Linked DNA regions of Mus musculus: region 1 is linked to region 2. Evidence: chromatin loops called from intact Hi-C (ENCODE). Cell type or tissue: left cerebral cortex. All regions are shown on one strand. Links, peaks and the distances in the headings refer to the core of each region. The heading gives the core; the rest is flanking DNA. Region 1 overlaps Slc35b4 (solute carrier family 35, member B4). Region 2 overlaps Lrguk (leucine-rich repeats and guanylate kinase domain containing).

Region 1 (10,617 bases), core at 799-8,798, 66 kb before region 2:
AAGGACAATCCGTAGTAATGGGCTTAGGAATGGCAGGGCCAGAGTCCTTCGGCAAGTCCTGCTAAGGAGAGTCCACACAGCATTCTTCCTGTTTTCTCAGCATGTCAAGTTGAAGCCAGGACTTGAACCTAAACCCTAGTTTACAGAGAACAGCCTTAACCACTCCTCCAGATATGTGTGCATCCGGGGTGTGTTCATCCTTACAACAGAGTGTACCTCCCTCACCGTCACACTGGTTGTGACTCTGCGCAAGTTTGTGAGCCTCATCTTTTCTATCTTGTACTTCCAGAACCAGTTCACTATGTGGCACTGGCTGGGCACCTCGTTTGTCTTCATTGGAACCTTAATGTACACAGAGGTGTGGAAAAACCTCGGGACCACAAAAAGTGAGCTGCAAAAGGATGACAAGAAGGACTGAGGTCTGCCTGGGACAGACAGACAGACGGTGTTATGTGAGAGCGGCCTCTGCTGCAGGTCTGGCCACCATTTCACTTTAGCTGATGCCAAATTACCAGAGTATTGAAGCAGAAAGGCTCCAGAGCTTCCTCCAAAAGGATGGGACTCATCTGCTCTCACGAGTCTGCATTTGTAGATTCCACATAGGCATCCCTGAGATAGAATAAACAAAACAAGCAAGGCTACCAGGCAGACCGTCGGGCAGCCTCTGCATTTGCTTTTCTATTTCTTTGCCAGAACATCAGAACCATATTTGTTGAATTCCAAGTCTCAGAGCTTCTAGTTTTCTACCTGTGTCGCACTTGTTGCTACCGATGCCTTTTTGCTATGTACCTCTTTCCTCCCGTCACCCCTGCACACTTAAGCACTTTGCAGCACAGCCAACATTCCAGGCACAATCAGGCACTGAGTGATCCAGTGGACATGCGAAAAATTAGACCCCAGGAGTGATGAGGCCGGACTCCCTCCAGCGTGTTGGTGTTGGGAGAGAAGCAGTTGTCCCCATGAGCAGATCTGTGAGCTGGATGCCGGTGATGCTGGAGTAGACGGCTGGATCCCACCACGCACATTTCACGTTATTTGATTAGTCAATGCAAAGATCACACACTTCTTTCACCTGTTGCTTTCTGTAGTTAGAGCAGTCCTGCAGCGCTCATTGCACATTAGAAAGGAAGAAAACTTGAAAGTGGATCGAGAAGAGGGAGACCTTTCCTTCCATCTCCCACGTGAAGCCCCTTGGCCTGTTTACGGAGATGGAGAAGGAAGTGTGGCCCAATACAGCTCACTCTTTCAGCACCCTGAGAGACTGTTGCCCCTGTGAACCCAGCCACACACTTCCATGGGACTCCTGTGGGTTTCAAATATGTGTCTGTGAGAGGCGTTAAGACCTGGTAGCCAGAAGATACTTCTGAGAATTGTCACCTGTCAAGTCATCGATGATGATTGATTGATACACAGGCGTGAGTGTGCTCAAACCCCAGCTGCGGCAGGGTGAAGTCTTCTTGTTCCATAGATATGGGACTGCTTTTGGGTGTGCCTGGGAGGTGGCATGACACAGCATGTTTACATACAGAAACAGGCCTGGCTCTTTTCCGCTGATCACTCTGAAGGTCTGATTGTCCTCTCTTGGATCCCCTTGAGGAAGAGTAACCCTGTCACACAGCATGTGGCGCTTGTGTGCCCTTAGCTGGATTGTATGTGATTGAAGAACAAGAACATTGTGTTGCTTTCTTTCCTCGTCCCCACTTAGGGCCAGACCCTCATTACCCTCACCTAGCCATCTGCTCCTCTGCAAACAGCTACACACAATGTTTCTCTCGCACAGACGACAGCCTTCCATTCTTCCACTATGTGCTGACTGTGCTCAGACTGAGGAGTGGCTCTCCATCTCCTCGGCTCACTGTAGCTCTTTGTTGCACCCTCTGAAGATGCTCTTTGATGGGTCTGAACAGCAGCAGCAAAGAGAACTATCCCAATCCTCTGGGTCCCCTGGGAAGGCAAAGAGAACTGTCCTAATCCTCTGGGTCCCCTGGGAAGGCAGTTAAGACTTTTTTCTGTTACATTAAATGCAGATACTGTTTCTCCACCTAAGTCCCCAGGTTTGCAGACTGATTGTCATTCTGGCCATTGACAGCTTCCCAGTGCTGGTAATGGTCTGTTCTCAAAGACCTGAATTAGATGTGAACCCATTCACAGTCCCAGAAGCTCTGTAGCTACTTTGAAATATGTGGGGTTGCCTGGACCAATGTTGCTATAAATACCAAGTGTTAAAAGCCCCCTTAAAAAGACAGTAATAAAAAGTACTTTTTTCTTCCAGTTTAACAGAAGAATCTGTCCCTCGGGGCTCTTGAGGCTCCATTCTGATTACTCCTAACAGGCTATAACCTTCAGTTACCTAGAGCTTCCCTTTTTATGTTGGGAGAAGTAGCACACAGCTTGTAGTTCCCTGAGACTGGCTGATACAATCTAACTGGACCGGTTAGGGTTTCAGAATGTGTATCCCTTTGTGGGTTTTGTTGAAGGAGATGTAAGAACAGATAAGAGTGCGGGCTCTGCTGGCTCAAGCTAGCAAGTGCCCCAGCTGCTTCCTGCCGTGCAGTAGACAGAAGAAAATGTAACCGGCACTAGTTACAGTTTTGTAAAATTGCCCTTCTAAAGGTTCTGTTTTCCTTCTCATTGTGTATGCTTGTTGCACAGGGCCCTGTGGTTGGACACTTCCCTGCAGTTGAGTACTTCCCCCAAGCTCTCCTCTCCCCGTGTTAGGTCCTGCTGTTCCCCTGAACAGTTTTGCCTTCTACCTTCAGATCGCATACACACCGTGGTTTCATGTCTCTCTACAAAGCTCAGGAGCTACAAATAAGAGCACACATATGCTGTTTGTCCTCCCTACACCAGCTAACCCCTTAATAGGACCATCTCTGGATACATCCATAAAATCACTCTTTATAAAAGTCATTTCTCTTTGCCATTTGTTTGTTTGTTTGTTTGTTTGTTTAGCATGTGGACTGTAAAGGTTTTAAAAGGGCAAATAAGCCATTTTACCAAGGACCAGGCTCCATGGAATGTAGAGAACTGCCTATTAAACACCTTTGTTCAGAGACAGAGCATATCGTTTGTCTCAAAATAGAGCTTAAGACATGTAAAACTCTAGAGCAAAAGCCAAATAGCAAAGGCCTCTAGCCGGGAAATGTAGTGTGTCTGCGGCCGCACGGCAGCATGACTCGTGTATGAGGTGGCAGGACAGGGGTGGACGCTTGGGTTATACTTACTATCTCACAACCTGCTGTTGCCGACGCCGTCTTTATCACTTTCACTAGAAACATGTTTTCAGTTCTTAAACTTTTTTCTCGCAGTGCCGAGGATCAGACCTAGGGCCCCATAGATAGTGTGGATTCTTTTGTTTTCTTTTCACCCAATACACTAGGTAGACTTACAGTTGATTTTATGAGGTTGGTTCTGCATATCCTTTCCCCTTCTTCCTGCCCAGCTGACCAAAGTCCAGCACTCAGTTCTCTGCCAGGGTGGTTGGTGCTGCCTGTGGCTGCCCTCTTCTGTTCTGGGAGGAACACATGGTAGTTCTGAGGGGTCTCAGCCTGCAGTCATTTCCCGGGCCCGCTTTCCTCCATGCTGGGGTCCGCTTTTGGATTTTGTGCCTTTGCTCTTCCTGACCCCTGGGTTCCTGACTGCACCTGCATCCCCTTGGGCAGTTGAGTCCCTGGGGCTTGTGGTAATTTTCAGGAGTTTTCTAGGGTATTTATATCCATCTAGAATGCCTTGTCTAGTGTTTCTGTAAGCATCGCTAGTAAGAGTGCAGTGTATGGGAAGCACTCGGCAGAGAGCTTGCATGGAAGCTTTATCTGAACCGACTGCGTATTCTTGTCCAGCTCAGCCCAGGAGCAGAGAACCACTGCTACATGTCCCTTCTAGTTGGGCTCTTTTTAGCCTAAAGTCGGGGAAGGGGAATGGAGTCAGTATCTGAGCAGATAGCGTACTTAGAGGAAAAAGCGTGTGTTAAAGATCTGACACCCAGATCTTCTCTTTGGCTAGCGGCAGATAGAATTAGGAGGAACTCCTGCTACATAAACAAAGTGCTTTGGGCTTTCCGCTGAGAGTTATTGACTGCATCTTGTCTGTGGCACTTGAAGCTGACATTGACAGAATATAGAGAAAATGTGCTCATTACTACCAGTGTAGTGTTTGGAAATAAGTATTTACAGTATTTAAGCACTGGAATATGTTTGCTATGACCAGAGCTGGGATTGGAGGCTGGCCCTTCTCAATTTTATTGTATATTCTTTTTTTTTTTTTAGAAGTTTCCTCACTGTAGACATTCCAGGAATGGAAGAGGCCGGGAGCATGCATAATTCATTTCTGAACTGCCAGCTCCTGGCAAAGTGTCTGACGTGTGTTACATGAGAAAGTAAATGCTTGCCAAGGCCTCTTCCTCCCTCTCCATAATGGTTCCTTACAGCCAAGGAAGGGAACAGCCCAGTGGCTCCAAAGAAGAAAAAGAGTGGGGAGCAGTTATTGGGAGAGGTCCAGAGAATGCTACCCAGCTTTTTGCTCTCTTGATGCGTGGTGGTAGGGAAGAGGGAAGAGGCTTGTGTGCATATTACCATGTACAGTTGATGTTCAGGAAGAAACTCACCAGATTGTTAGAGTCCTAAGGGTTTTTGAAGTGGCTGCTTGGTGACCAGCACCCTGCAGTCAGTATTACTGCTGTCTGGAGAGCTGTGTATCTTGGTCTTCTCTGAGTATCACAAACTTCTTCCCCTGAGCTTTGCCTACGGAAATTACCACCATGAGGCAAGCAGCAAAAGAGCCACAGGCAGAAAAGGCCTGGTCTGCATCCAGACACCGCCCATATTTGAGGGGGGGGGCGTGTAATGATGCCTTTGACAGACGAGTTATTTTACATCTTTTCTGGTGGAAGGTAGACTCCTCAGGCAAAGTGGGAGGCAGTGGTTATCCCCCAGCAACACAAGAAAGCCTTTGTGCTTTGCTCGCAATTGCGAGCATTTCCGAGCTGTTTGCTTTCTTTCCAGAGAATGGCCTCAGCTTCCCAAGAAGGATGATTTGAAAAGTAGCAAATTATGGTGGTGAGGATTTTATTCATCCAGACTCGGAACGCTTCATTGAGTAGTACATTTTAAGAACAAAGATCAGAGCTGGAGGGAGCACAGAGCAGCCGTGTGTGTAGAACAGCCCAAAGACATTAGTGAGCATTCAGACTTTGAGCTGTGTAAATATCAGACCTCACTCCCAGCCATAGGAGCTATTTGAGCAGTTAAGGAGGGAAGGGAGGCTCTTTGAATAGAACGTTTTGCCAAACTGAATGTGCCCTTTTTACTGTCATTTCTTGTAAAGAGCCATTTTTCACCTCTGAAAAAAACTCATAAGACATCTGGTTTTTATCTTTAATTTGCAATCGTTGTTTCTTAATAAAAGTGATAAATCCCTGCAGGTGTGTCCAATCACCATTGCCTTCAGGGCTCGTGTGTGGTTTCAAGAGCTCTCTTGTTTTTACCTTGTACATGGTGGCGGCGGGATGCTTCGCTGTGGACCATTGTCAGCAGCCTGTCTTCCTGATGCTTCGCAGCTGGATCAGTAAGAGGCCCCTCCCCAGGCTACTGCCTGCTTCTGCTTCACAAAAGTAAAGTAGATTGGTCTGCCATTGGAGTTCTAGAAGGTTGCGGCAGTGTCTGCAGCGAATCTCTCCAGTATATTGACTTTTATAATAGTCAGTGTGATTAGCCCCCTTTCTCTACAGACTACACTACTTTTACATAAATCCTAGCACAGAAGTCGCACATGCTCCAAGCAGTGTGCCATTCAGTCTGCAGCCACCCACACGTGCAAACAAAAAACCTCCCCTTTTAACAGTTTTAATAGACTTTTTTTCAGGCTGAGCTGGGTGTTTTAAGTAGACCCACAGTTTTGAGCTGGAATGGCCTCTGAAAGCCCGGTATGCTGAAGCCCAAAGGGGTTAATGCGTGTTGAACTCCAGAATGTTCTGAACTGCCAGCCTGAGAAGAGAGACTTCTTAAGATGGTAAATTATGGTTTAGTTCAACTCGTGAGCAACCTGCGTGTTTCCATGAGCAGGGCGCTCTTTTACACAGTGCCCTGTACTTCTGATACCAGCAGCAAAACCCAGTTGTACACACCATGCTCCAGATGCCACTCTAGAAGAGCAACCAGCACTTAGGGAGATGTCACGAGGATCCATTTCCTTTGACCCCTTTCTTAAATGAAACAGTCAAGCACTATCAAAGACTGGTGCATACCACTTGTTTTTCTGTTGTCAAAAAGTCTGTTTCCCAGGAGAAACAAACACGTGGGCATGTGGGTTTGTCAACAGCCAAAGCTTTTAGTGATGTTCTTTATCTTCAAATTAATATAGTCACCTCATCATTAAAATGAAGTTATTTTAACACATGATTGTTTCTTAATCAGCACTTTAAGGATCTAGCATATGGATGACTCGGCAGCCCAAATGCGTCCTGAATCCAAGTAAATCTTATGATGATAAGCACTAGAATTTATTACAATGAATGAAGTTGATTGCATGAACAACACATCCGTGTGGGTTTCCCCGAGTCTCTTAACATTTGATTCATGTAATTAAATAATAATATTCTCAATGGAAACCAACTGTGAGGGAAATTCGTTTTGTTTTACTAACTAGGAAACTGAGGCGTGGAAGAACTACCTAGCATACGTACATAGCTCAGTTGCTCATATGTTGTTGGAGCTGAGTTTTGAGCTGTTAGACCCCGGAGTCTGAGCTCTAAGGATTGTCCCATGCTATCTCCCAAGGCAAGACTTCGATTTCGATCTACTCACTGGCTTAGGTCTCCATATGCTAAATGCCATCAATGAGCCTCGACTCTGTGTTCTTAGCATGTTAGTTGTTAAGGCCTAGATGGAATGTTAAGGCCTAGGCAACTGTTACCTGGCTAGCCTACCATTTTGTGCTGTTATTAATATTATAAGGAAACTTTCTCACATTGTTTCTGCTAGTTACTAGGAAACGTCCTCATGCCCATGTTGATTACATATTCTGTTATACTCTGTGTCCTTGGAAACTGATCACAATAGAAGGCAGTAGAACTCTTTGAATAGTTACGTACAGTAAGCTTAGACCCCCAACATAAGAGAGACACCTTCACTAACATAGGAAGCTATTTGGAATAAGACTTCCATTTTGAGTAGGGGGTCCAGTAAAATTTAATTTCCCAAGACCAGCCTGGGAACCGATATCCTGGCTGGCAAGTTAAGACACGAATGTTAGACAAGTCCCATCCCGGTTGACAAGACATGAGTGTGTTAGACAAAGCAAGTCCCCTGCCACAGTTGAATACCCCAACCAATGGGAGCAGGATAAATGTACAACAAAGACATGTTCCCAAGGAAACCCCCACCCCTAAATCCTGACTGGTGGAATAACTTGGCACAGACGTTTGTGTATTTCAGGCTTAAAAGCCCCGTAGCACTGAGCTTGACTCAGTGTCATGGTTCAACTTCCAAGTCCGGAACATGGCCCTGATCCATTGGTCTTGGGGTGTGGCATTCAATAAACCATCCCTATTTGGCTGAGATTGGTATTTGTGTGGTCTATACAGTGAGTCCCAGACCTCAACATTAGTTTTGCTTCGATTCATATTCTGTTCTCTCAGAGCTTGAATCCTGTTCTCCAGAACAAACAAGAAAATAACACCTCAAAAATCTGGTTACAAGACATACCGGTTCCTCGGTGTTTACACCAGGGTTTACCCATCTTCCCTAGTGCTCAAGTCTGTAACATTAGCCAACAACCATCAGATGTGGAGCAGAGCATAAGTCACAGCTTTTACAATGATTTGCTTAAGTCTCTGTAGTTTACAGGATGTTTAACGCGTGCGTTAACTGTTCTTTTCATTCCTCCAAGTTCTGTTCCAGAAAGCATTTTAATTGGGTTATCTCATCTACCTGGCTGAATGCCATCTCTGATTTATACTTCGATAACAAATCTTCAGCCATTCCGCAAGGATCATTGCAAGAGTTTTCAGTTTCCATGATTCAGATTCTTTGCACTGATGAAGTTAAATCCATTATCCATTACCCACTAGGTTGCTTCATGCCCTCCATTTAAACAGGAGTTAGTGTTAGATTATTGCTCAGTCCTGGCTCTAGAACACATTCACCTCTGCAGATGCAATTGCAGATGCAATTCTGTCAGGAAATGAAAACTGTCACCCCTTTTGTAAAAAAAATGCATCAGGCTTATGTTTTGAGCTGCATGGAACAGGAACCCCAGTTTAGTCCTCTAACCTAGTTTATTCTTTACAGGGATGGGGTACTGGCTGCTTTTGTTTGTCAACCTGGCACATGCTAGAATCATAAGAGGTAGGAGCCTCAGTTGAGGAAATGCCTCCATGAGATCCAGCTATAAGGCATTTTCTCAGTTAGTGACCAATGGGGGAGGGCCTAGACCACTATGGGTGGTGTATCTCTGGTCAAGTGGTCCTCGGTTCTATAAGAAAGCAGGCTGAACAAGTCAGGAAGCAAGCCAAAAAGCAGCATCCATCTATAGCCTCTGCATCAGCTCCTGCCTCTCGGATCCTGCCCTGTTTGAGTTCCTGTCCTGACTTCCCATGGTGATGAACAATGTGGAAGTGTAAGATGAATAAACCTTTTCCTCCCCAACTTGTTTTTTTGGGCATGATGTTTCACCACAGCAATAGAAACCCTCACTGAGACAGATGGGCGGGTGGGGCTGGTACAATCACTCCAGGAAGTTGTTGAAGAAAATGACAGAACTTGCTATACAAATGGCACACCTGCAGAAGGTGTACTCACTGCAAAAACCAGAGGGCAGTTGAACAGCTTCTGCTGATGGTGCACTTACTGCACACTCCTTTGATGTTTTTATTGCCAACCTGCTCCTTAGGTGTCACATGGGTCTTGATCTTGTAGAGTGACCCAACCCTTCAGTCTTGAAGAATCTGACCTTGCTCCTGCTTGTAGCAGAGGAGTCTCCATTAGCTTTTAGTTCTAGGCATGGAAGTATTATGAAGTTTCCTGAAGAATATCTCCAGTTTCAAATATTCCTATCCTCATGATGCAACAGGGAACCAGCTTTCCTCTAACTGCTGCCTCAATTTCTGCAGCAACTATCATAATCCTTTCCCCTTCATTGCTTCTGTGACTTAAGAAAGCAAATGCAACTAATGGGAGTCTCAGTTCCCTCCTCAAATGAACCTTTATTGCGTTCTTTGGCTCACCTCAGGACCGTTGTTTGTCTGGGAGTGAAAGCTTTGAGTTGAGCAGCCCTTCAGAGTTGTAGATAAAGGAAACAGTGTTGCCTGTGTGTTCTTGGGAGCGACAGTGAGTTGCTTTGGCTTCTACCTTGTTTCCATATACCATACCCTGTAGAACAGACCCTTTTCATCGGTTTCACGACCGGCTTACATCGAAAAGGATTCAGGCAACCAGGACGTATCAGGGTACCTGGATCCTTTTCCCTTAGCCGACATATGGAGAGTTTCAGTTGTCCATTAGTAGTTTAATATGACTTGAGTGGCATAAGGGGATTTAGCTTACCTCCATCTGCCTGTGATGTCTTCCTTAGACATTAACACATGCAAATGCCACACGCGTACATTTTTGGTGTTTTTGCTGCAAGTTTTAAAAGCTAATTTTTCTTTCATTTTTGAAGACTCCCCAGCCTCCCCGCCCCCCACCCCACCCCCACCCCCTGGTAAATGTGTTAAATCTAGGAAAAGATGTTTTCAAAAGGAGAAAAACAGGTGGGAAAGAAAGAGATGAAAACACCCTGACAGTTCACTTGTGTTTTTGCAGCTGTGAGAGCCCATTGGTGGAATTGTTACCTCCCTTACCAAGATAATTAATTCTCTTTAAAAAAATAGAAGGCACATCTCCTTCCTTCAATCAGTGTCAACAGCCAATTACACTCTTTCATCACCCGAAGTGTGAGAACACAAATGTTATCAAGGAAGAAAACAGTTGGACTGACAAGATTAGCGATTCACTTCTTCCTAATCTTGTAATCACACAGTATGCAGCAGTTTATAATATTACATGCCCAAATTTGCTAGTAAATCATTCCATAAAGGCCTTGTGCGAACCCCCCACCGCTTCGCCTGCACTTGGTGCAGGAGAGCCTGTCTCCCCGTAGAAGACACGAGATGAATGAAGACTACCTCCTCCTTGTAGAGTTTTTCCTCATCCATTACCCTCTGCAGAGGGTTGTTAATTATGGCAAGAGAGTCATATTCAGTAGAATATATAACTGCAAATGGCTTTTAGGGATAGCAGAAAAATTAAACCTTCTGGTGGCAGAAGGTTTGTCACCATCGATAAGATAACACTTTGCTGTCAACTGCTGGAAAACAAAAGGCTCCTCATCTTTATGAGGGTCAGACATTTGTTACGGCATTTGGCATTTGTCACTAAAGTCTTTGGGGAGCCCAACTATGTCACTGGTACTCAAAAATCACACTCGTCACCCTAGGTGTGAGTGTGATGGGCATGAGTGTTAGATTATGACAGAAATGACACTTGTATTTGACAGGGGGAAACTGATTGAGGAAACTAGTCCCCATTCTGCCAGGGTAGTGACACTGTCACACTCCATCTTTGTCAGGGCTCCTTTATGTCC
Region 2 (10,617 bases), core at 1,748-9,747:
ACATAATTATTCCATATTTATTGAACACATTATGGTTCCAACACATAAATACAATGTATTTATGATCAAATTTGGATAACTACCACATCCTTCACGTCAAACATTTATTATTTCTTTGTGGTGATAAAATTTGAAAATATCTGGGTTTAAAAAAAAAAGACATGCTTTATTCTAAGTTAGTTTTTTAAGGTGTTTTACCCAGATATTTTAAATTTTCCAATATTTTCAGTAGTCATGATTCTTTGTAAAGTTAGGTTATGATAAAAATACCTGAGCTTCATGTGCCTTTAAAAGTTTAAATATGTATTTCAAATGAGATATCTTTGTTATCACAATGTCCCCAGGGGAAGAAATCCGTGTCCCCGTTTTATACAACTGAATTAGTCACAACCTTACGGACTGATGAAGCTTAACTTCTGATGGGAACAGTGGGAGCCTGGCTCTCACAGGTGCTTACCCACTTCTGCAGCTTTTTGCAGCTTGTAATTACAACAAACGTCTCTGTTTCCTCAGAATTCTCTTTCCATGACCTAAACTGGAAACTCATTTGTGATGCCTATTCCTGGCTGTCAACCTGAGTACGTGTGGAATGGACTACAGTCTAGAAATGGAGGGCACATCTGTGATCCAGACCTTGAGGCATAGTGGCCATGAAAAGCTTCGGCCCAGACAAGGCAGTACACACCTTTAATCCCAAGAGACTGAAGTAAACAGATATCTGAGTTCAAGGCCAGCCTGGGACAAAGCAATTTCCAAATCCAGGCGTGGAGATGCACACCTTTAATCTGGGCTACACCTTCTACTGGTGGCCTACATAAGGACCATGGAAGGAGGAAGGCTCTCTCTTCTGCACCTGCTTGTGCTTACTTGCCAGCACATCTGTTGGAACCGACCTCTTCAGGATTCCAGCTTATACAGAAGACCAGGGGAAACACCTAGCCTCTTGGGACTGAGCAACTATTAGATTCTTGGACTTTCCATTCATAGCTGCCCATTGTTGGGTTAGTTGGACTGCAGACTGTAAGTCATCACAATAAATTCCCTTAATATATAGAGACTTTCCATAAGTTCTGTGACTCTAGAGAACCCTGACTAATATAGCAGTGATTGTATACTTCAAACATGAAAACATAAATAAAAAATAATTAAACTCTGGGCATTACTGACCTGCATTGATTACTGCATCAAAATATCCTGGGTATTTCTGATTAACTTTAACATAAAGGTCCACCCTGGAGACGGCAATTTCGATTTCTGCGCGACTGAACAATCCCTTTCTCCGCAAGTATCCCTCATATTTTTCCTTGTCCATAGGCACCACCAAGATATATCGAGGCTCAAAATAAGAATATTTCAAACTTCTTACACCCTAGGTGGTTAAAGAAGGTAAGTCAGAAACAGCTTATACTGTGGACATCACTGTGGGAACACGTGACAACTCAGGGGCACCACAACAGTATCACACTCCCTATAAATAGTCCAAGGCTGGATTACTTTTCCCTCTTCATTGAATATTAAATTGTCGTAGGAACTATTACAATTAATTCCACCTGGTTGTCCTCAAATGAATCCTTCTAATGAATATGGCTGTTAAAAAAAAAAAAGAAAGAAAAAGAAAATTGCTGGGCATAAAATAGGGCAGTATTGCCATTTTATTATTGAACAGTAATTTTATTCCATATTTCAACGGGCATCCTTGAAGCACTAGAAGACAGAGCTCTTCCCAGGGAAAAAGGGCTCCCATGGTGCTCTTCTTCCATTCATCACCTTGGTACCACAGAATAGATAGGTAGAGGTAGAGATTTATAAAATTTAGCACCACGGTCAGAGTACTACAGTCACAGAGACAGTCCTTGAACTTAGGGGAGTTGGGGAAGGGGTTGCCAAATATGAGTGAGTGTTGTCTAAAGCATGTCTTCTTTGTGGAGGCTAGACCCTGCTACCACTGTGATTGGCTGAGTTCAAGCATCTATGTCACCTGTCACTTCTCTGGGTAATTAAATCCTCCAGCCACCATCATAGCTACCACCGCTGCTGGAACCACCAAAGCTACCTTGGTTTTCTATTGTTTGGAAAGTACTGGCCTCTACCATCTAGGGGCCAGAACTTCTGCCTCCAACATTTCCTCCATTCACAGATGCAAAATTTAAAGACTGGTTGTAATTAACTGCTCAACAAATAAGCAAACAACAAAAAACCCAACCTTGTGGTTCCACGTGTTACAGCCTCCATTCAGAAGGGGACAGACCAAGGTTAGCATACCATGCTGAGGCAGGTGACCACTGGGTGAAGGGGTGTGGTCTGTAACCTGGGAGGTCTGGGTTGTGACTTTAGCTCTGTAGTTCCTAAGGACTCTGCACACATCCCTCAAACTCTCTCACATCTCTCTTGGGCATGAGTTTCCCAAGGGGCAGGGCAGGGGGTGGGGGTGGGGCAGGGGAGAGCTGTTCCCAGTGGACTGTGAAGCCCTTTCAAATCACTTCTAACGTCATCTAACTCAAGTTCAGAATCTTTGGTTTAATGATTTGGTGGGAAGAAACACAGGCTGCTTTTAAAACAGTGTCTCGAAGAGCAGGTGACAAAGGGCAATCAGGAAAAAGACACCTCAGGTGGAGAGGAGCGGGAGATATAAAACAGTTTATGGACTTGACCTCTAGGAAATGAGGAGGAGAGCTTTCAGGGAGGAAAAAAAACAAAAAACAAAAAAAAACAAAAACAAAAACAAAAATGGGGAACAGGAGCCATCATTCAAGAAACTGTGAAGCTGGAAAAAGGGGGACACAAGAAGATAGAGTGCAGCTGCACTCAAACACGCATGAGGTTTTGTTTCTCTGTCCAAGGCAGACACTTTCTTTGAACCCATCTTTTAAAATAATAATAATAATAATAATAATAATAATTTAAAGAGAGTAAAGGAGACTCCTCTTAAAGATGCAGAACCAACCAACTGCAAAGAGATAAGAATGGATAATGATGCAGAAAGGTAAAGAGCTGAAAGAAGTGTGCCCAGCTCCACTGAAGCAGGGACAGTCAGCCAAATGGGACCACCATCTCCTCCTCCTCTGTGGCATGACAAAGGAGAATGAGGCAAGCATTTAGTCAACGGGAAAGAACAGCCTTGTCAAGTTTTCTTTTATGTTTGTTTTGATAAAATTTATTTTGTCTGATTATAAGAGTTATATTGCTTAGCAAAAGCAATTTTAAAACATTGATCATCACTGAAGACCTGGATAATTTAGTTGTGTTAATGTTCTTCAAGCCAGTAGGTGGGAAATTCAAGGATTTCCTCTATTTTGCAGTTTTGGGAAAATGTCTGTACGTTCTAATTTGAGAAGGTTGTTGGGGGTAGCGGGTAGATAGGGGAGGGACAAAAATCTGGAAATCTGCAAGTCTAACTTGCCAGAAGTATAAAGGCGTTGCATCTAGTGAACACTCGGAGCCAAACGACAGTACCACCTACACAGCTCCGTGGAGAATGAAGGAAGAGGGTGACCACTGAGGCTGACACAGTCCTGAGGGCACATGGAGCCACCCATGCCTGTACCCCCTTCATATAAACAGAGACATACTGTGAAGACAAACGGGTACTTTACTGAGGAAATAAGAGGCAATACATCTTGAATGGGGCTGTGATCTAAATCTTGTCACTTACTTTCACGGGTCTTACCCCACAGTGACAATCAGCTTACCACTTGACATTTCTACAGCATTTCTCTTGTGCCCAGCAGTATGTTAGCCCGATAGTGTAGCCCCAACTTCAGACATTCAACATACACACATACACACCACACACACTCACAGTTGAATGAAAAATACTTACTTCTAATTCCATATGAATGCAGCTTGCTAATCCATCTCTTGCAATACCTTCTATCGTGTCCCTATTTAATCCATAATTGTGATTGCCATAATTAAATGTTAAAATAAATTTCCCCTGGAATTAGAAAAAATACAAAAGTTTGCACATAACAGTTGCTGTAATGTAGTGACTAAATGACTTAATGTCTTACTCTCATGTAATTCAATAGAACTGAAAAGTTGTTAGGAAGTGCAGAAGAGCAACAGGGCCATGGGGCAGTGGAACACCTAAGCTCTGGCGGGGTTCTTCAGGAGTCTATCTAAGAAAAGGTTTACTGAGACAGTCTACTGACAGGATGTGTGAGAGGGTTATGGGTGGAAGCTTCTGATAGATCAGACCATGGTGCTTGCTTACCTATTTCCTGACAAATTCCCACCACAAACCTTCCTCATGGAGGGAGTAAAACTAATGGCTCGCCCTCTCCCTTGTAGCTATGCCAGCATCCCAGGCCTGCAGACAAGGACCCCAATCCTAAATTCCTTGCATTTAAAGATAAGCCATGAGCAATGGGTAACCATGAAGGCTGTTTAGATATCCTAAAAGCTTGGCAAAAAGAAAAAGACAAAAAGAAAAATAGACCCAGTCTGGTTTTCCTTGTAAAGATGGCTTTTTATTGAAAGTACCTTAAATGTTAGTCAACAAAATTGTTGCCTGCGCTATAGTCATTTAAATATAAATACCACCCTCTCTGTATATCCTGGAGGCCCATTTCCTGTGTCAGCTTTATTCCTTACAAAAAGAAAAGAAAATGTAGGTTAAAAAAACACACCCTTCAAATTGTAACTTTTTCTTTGATGATATATTTATTAATCCATTAGGCCTACCCTAAACTTCGAAGCTGATAACAATAGAAGTAATAAAAAACCTGATTGACCTTGGTAAATGTGCCTTCTGAAATGCATGACTTTAAAATAAATGATGTTCAGGGGTGCACCCAACCCCATCAGATGGCAGGAGCATCATTAAAAATACCGTGCAGTTGGGAGTCTAATGCTGCCGTCATTAACAGCAGCAGCAGCCCCAGAGTCTCTTGCTACCCTCCTGGCTCCAGATGTTCTGCAGATATGTATAGATGACAGACTGGCTATCTGCCAGAGGAGACAGTTTTGGCAGGAGACACAGAGTGCCTTTTGAGGTTGGGTGGGTTTCATGGGACTATGCGTGCTGGGGTTGGGGAGGAAAATCATTACAATCAAAGTTAAAAACCCACCAATGCATGTCCTTCATTTTTTATTCTTTCAACCTCATAATTTCCTTGTTCTTTGAAAAAAAAAAGTTCTGATTCTTTTCCATATGCATGTATGCATTTAAATATGGACGTCTATGAATGTAGCTATGGCTCACCTTTCATGCTTCGGTGTGTTTACCATGTGTGATGGTTACGTTCATGGGTCAACCTGGAGAGTGACTGGGGGTGAGGTTAACATTGAAACTGGTGAACTTGGAACAAGCAGACTGGTCTGGAGTGTGGGTGGGCTGCATCCAATCCCTTTAAGACTTGTATTGAACAGAAAGGTGAGCCTTGGACCTCACCTTTACTGCGGGATCTCCTAAGTCTCCAGCTTGCCCACCCACACGGAAGGTTCTGGCTTGCCAATCTCCACACTTGTGTGATACTCTAATAAGCCAATCTCTCTCTCCATATACGTATGTGTATAAATATGTATGTGTCTTTGTATGTGTGTGTGTGCACGCACATGTGTGACTAGATATGCATATAAATGTGTGTGTGTGTGTGTGTGTGTGTGTGTGTGTGTGTGTGTGTGTGTGTATAAAAGAGAGATTATACAAATACACACACACCCTATTTACTGCGTCTGTTTCTCTGGAGAGCTAATACTCTATCATGTGCTCTGTCTCCAAAATGTACACATATCTGAATTATTTTTCAGATAGATGTTTGTTTACTTCTCCTGTGTATCTCATAAACATTTTCTGGAAACAGGCATGGTTGGAAGAGACCTTGCATCGTACATATAACATAAAAGAGACCCCATTCAACTGATTTGTTAAGCCTTGAGATGATGCAATTCCCCAGTTCTGGCCAGGCACACAGTGCATGTGGATTTCCTAGTAAGTAGCAATGGTCACACAATAGAAGCCTCCAGTGTGTTGCATTTCCACCGGAGAGGGGGCGCCTTGACTAAGTGCAGTGCATGTAGAAAGGGCTGATGTACTTCTGTGGGCTGTGAACTGTGGGCTGTGGGCTGTGGGCTAAGGAATGAGGAATGATTTGCTGATTATAGGAAAGTGTTGGTTGAAAAGACACATGAACATGGGAGAGCGTGGGGGTCCATATGCTTTCTCTGTCACAGTGGCTAGGTAGGCCGTTCACAGTAGGCATCTGGGGGTGGACAGGCCACAGTGTCTGTTGAGAGAGTCAGGCTGTGTGGGCAGGTGGTGCGTGGAGGGGTGTTCTATGTGCACAAGGCTGACAGCGTGGGCATGGTTGGGGGGCTGACAGTGTATCATGGATTTATGACTCTCTTGGTTTAGCTCTCTTCATGAAACAGTGTCACACACTAAAGAAAAGGAGATCAGAGGTGAAACTCTGATGGGAATTACATTGGAGTAACACGTGTTGGCAGAGACAGGAAAAATGAGTGCTTCTCAAATACACGGGGATTTCTGTGGGGCATTAAACCGTAAAGCTAAATATAGCCTAGAAGTGCATCGATGTCCTAGACTGGGGACTGAAGCAGACTAACTTGATTATAGACCTGATAAGCTATGGACATAGGGGAACAGGTGCTACGGGTGGAGAACAGAATAAACCAAACTCCCAGAGAGGGTGTCCCACTCTCACAGCAGAATTAAACTCCCATGGTGGGATCGAGGGAGATTTCATCCTAGGATTCTGAGAAAAAAAAAAATGCTTCTTAGTACAGTGAAGACATGCCTCAAATCTCCTTTAAAGGCTCATAGAAATACAAACTTCTAGAAGACTCTTAATACCTCAAGCAGACCTGTCAAAATACAGCCCCAAGAGAAGAGGCTTATGATGTCCAAGACATTCTTTTGACAAGGTTATGGGGAAAGCTGATGGGTGAATGGGACTTGCTCACGTGCTTTCTCTGTGAGTACACGATGAGCCCTAAGAACACGTACCACAGTAGTCAGCTGGGCAAAACCAAGCTAATGTAATTGCACGGCCTAAGCTTAGATGGCCATGATTGTGCACAATGGAGGTTTATGGCATGCCCATTGTTTGGGGGTGAAGACAGAGAAAGAAGGGAAGGAGAAAAGAGAAAGAAGAGATACAGTACTCCTGGCTGAATGCTGACTGCTCACGGCACAAAGGAAGGACTGGTCCTTCACTGGTCCTCGGTGCTGCATTCAATGACAGGAAGGACTGTGGTGTAGGCAAAACTACGAGGTGTGGTGTAAGAAAAGCACGAGAGATATGGTGATTGGAGATGCTCTTTCTGGGTAACAAAGCTGGGAGTGAGTATGTACTGCATTAGCGTGTACTCACAACTGGGAAAAACACATCCAAGCTGTGAGGAGTCCCTTCCAGGTGAAGGCAGAGAAGAAACAAGTGTTTAAGAAAATGTTTTTGAAGCCAAAGGACTGTGTACCGCCTTCAGCAATGAGCACATCTCACACAGATCCAGATTTAGCAAGTGCAAGACATTTCATCTTTATCTTTACCATTTCAGAAACCACTGTTTCCTTAGACTCCTGGCAAAGAGCATCTATGTCTTACCTGATAAAAACGAACCAAAACCAAGACAAACAACAAAACGAAGACAGAAAAGCAGGGACCTGCCTTACCATGTTCAGCATTTCGTCAAAAACTTCTTGGGAAATGAAATGATAATCAACTCGATCTCCTTCACCAAAGTAAGGCGGTCTCGTGGTGTGACAGGCCCTGAAGTCATAGAAACAGAGAGCTCATGTGACAGGCTCCAAAGTCAGAAACAGAGAGCTTAGTCTATTTTCATGAACTTGAAAGTCACAATGGAACCGCTTTCATTGTGAAGAATGTTTTACAAATGAAATCGACCCCACCGATCATAAATCATAAAGTAATGCAATTGTGAAAACAGTGTGCCTTAGAAGTGTTAGACTATAGTTAATCACTATAATCTATGAGGATTATACAAATTTGGGTTCATCGATATCCAATTTTTACTTACATTATTTATTGCTTTCTGAATCGCCCCCCTTGCCGCCACATAATGACAGTTGAAGAAGTATAGCATCGATTGCTTTCACATTCTCTCTGATCTATGAGCATTTTCTGTAGGCTCCTCTCCCCTCTCTCCACACACATGGCCGCTTCTTTGTCAGGACTGTGCTTAAGCGTCACCTTCCGAATGCTTCTCCTAACCTCCTCTGGTACAGTATGCAGGTCTTTATGCTCCTACAACCGCAGCCTGCACCATCTGCATTCCCAACTGCTTGTTCAGGGCCCATCTCTTCCTCCACTTGAGGGCAGAGACACCTCATTCTTCCTGGATTGTGATTTTAGACTAGAATTATGCACACGCCTCTGTGGGAACGCACAGTTCTAGTGCTGAATGAACTCTTAACTACAGAGACCTTAGCTATCTACTGTCTTGAGACAGCACTGGTAACCACACATGTGCACGTGCGCAGGCGCGCACACACACACACACACACACACACACACACACACAGACACACACATACACAGACACACAGAAACAGACACACACAGACACACACACACACACACACACAGAGACAGACAGACAGACACACACACAGACAGACACACACACAGAGACAGACAGACACACACACACACAGACACACACAGAGACAGACAGACAGACAGATATACACACACACACACACACCCTTACTCTGAAACCTCCTTTGATAACCTTTCCTGTCGTCCCAGCACAATATCTAGCTGGAAGACCTTTGCCCTCTATTTTGTCCTTGCATTCCCAACACCTGGCACATAGTAGCCATTCACTATAATTACTGTAACATCAAGAGAAAACGAAAGGTGTGAGGTGCACAGCTGCGAAGCTCACCATTATAAAGGTGACTACGAAGGTGACCTGTCCAAGGTCACCCTGCAGGCTGGTGATGGCCCGAGAACCAGAACACAGAGTTCCCAACTCCCCAAGACTCTAGATCTCCTAGCCTTCTGCCTTCCAAGTAGTAAGTTCTGGGAGTAAAACTGAAGTCTAGATTATCTAACAGCTCTGAACTAGGAGAGGAGAATCAGTAGATGCTTGACACGCTGATTCATTTACAAAAGAAAAAGAAGAGACCACAGAGCAGAGTTAAGCAGCCATACCAGGATGGCTCCAGTCAACTTCTGTGACAACACATTAATTAGGAGGTGCAGAGCTGAGCCTCAAAAGCCTCCACGTTACAAGTCAGAACAGAGATGGTTAAAAGTCATATGGCTGCTCCCTTTCTACTATGATCAAGAATTAAACGTACCAGGAAAATTTCAGGCCTCAATGTTACGTTCACACGGTAGATGCCAAAAGAGAACACGTTCAAAACACAGTGACATTTGTTTTGTTGTTGGAATGCACTGGCATTTTTCTCTGTGCCTGGGCAGAGACCTGGGCCCCTCTCTCTTATTGCTGTCCCTGATAGTCGGGGAGGATAAGTCTGTGGCCTGGCATCCCAGGCTGTGCACCCTCAGCAAAGTCTTTACAAGCTATGTTGAATTTACATTTCCCAACAAAGGGACTGAGTGGCAGGGAACTGTGAAGGGTTTCTAAACAGAGACTACACAAAGAAGCAATTTCAAGCAAGTGGGCAGGTAAACAAAGGAATGGCTTCAGTGATGTGGAGACCAGGATGACAGACTCCCAGAGGCTGAGGGACCTTCTATTAAGAAAGACCTGCGATGACCTGTGGGCTTTTCCATCTGTCATCCGATTTTTACATACAGACACCTGCACTGTGTGTGTGTGTGTGTGTGTGTGTGTGTGTGTGTGTGTGTGCTGCCTGAATATGAACACCTTGAAAAGGAAATACATCACAATGTTTCACCACACTCACTTAGGAGAAGCAGCACCAACTTTAACTTAAGTGGATTTCTTTGGGCCACCCTGTCAGCATCTGCCCCCTCCTCCAAACACGTATTTCTATGACTTTATTATTTGCTAATTAGTTTACTAGTGATATCCTGGTTAAGTCATGGCTTCAGATGGGAGCCACACTCCCTGGTAGTTGCACTTTGCCACCAAAGGACTAGGCTGGAGACTAAGGAGGGGCTGCATCTCCGGTTATAAAGAACGGAGGGGAACTTTGGCATTTTAGAGAGGGCTGTCATTGAAACAGCTAACAAGCCATGCCTATAGAAAGGACACTGTGGGAAGGAAGGACATTTGGATGGCTGTCCCTAATAATGCCATTCTAAAGTAGCTAGGGTAAGGCTAGGTAGGAAGAAAAGCTATCTAAGAAGAAAGAGTGAGCCGCTGGTTGGGGAAGTAGACCATCTCAGTGAGACTCAAAGCACAGATTTAAAACCTTGGTTCTGGACTTGAGTGCCTCAGGAAAGCATGACAGGACAGCAAGCCCCATGCTAATTCAGGGAGCTTGGCTGTGAGCACATGACTCAATACATGGCGATATGCCATTCTGTGATGATTCAGTACATGGTAATATGCTAGATTGTGATTTCTCACAACATGTAGCCACAAAAGCCCAGGCGTTCCCATGCCTCTGAGTAGGCTAACGATGTTGTCTGCACACCCAGTGCAAATACACATCAGGAGATCAGTGGACACAGCGAAGGGATCATGAGCACAAGGGAT

What was found. Peaks named below come from ENCODE experiments on the same cell type or tissue, not always from the same donor. Only the 100,000 strongest peaks of a DNase experiment are listed, where the experiment ranks them.
Region 1: a loop joins it to region 2, with 2.2 times the contacts of the local background. A loop is called at or near these places in 3 of 42 quality-filtered maps.

The regions. Positions count from the first base shown.
Region 1 is chr6:34,148,181-34,158,797 of GRCm38, reverse strand. Slc35b4 (solute carrier family 35, member B4) reads left to right here. Exons shown (of 10, transcript NM_021435.3): 10 at 172-2,919. The coding sequence ends at 418. Among named protein-coding and RNA genes, the nearest start is that of Gm13855, 24 kb to the left of the region's middle. In left cerebral cortex, for the core only: a CTCF peak has its summit at 2,506; DNase peaks (open chromatin) are centred at 2,541, 4,389, 5,029 and 5,770; H3K27ac peaks cover 1,351 bases.
Region 2 is chr6:34,083,489-34,094,105 of GRCm38, reverse strand. It overlaps Lrguk (leucine-rich repeats and guanylate kinase domain containing), which reads right to left. Exons shown (of 20, transcript NM_028886.1): 12 at 7,634-7,730; 13 at 3,821-3,934; 14 at 1,168-1,369. Among named protein-coding and RNA genes, the nearest start is that of Gm38786, 59 kb to the right of the region's middle. In left cerebral cortex, for the core only: no CTCF peak of the experiment used is centred there; DNase peaks (open chromatin) are centred at 3,375 and 6,178.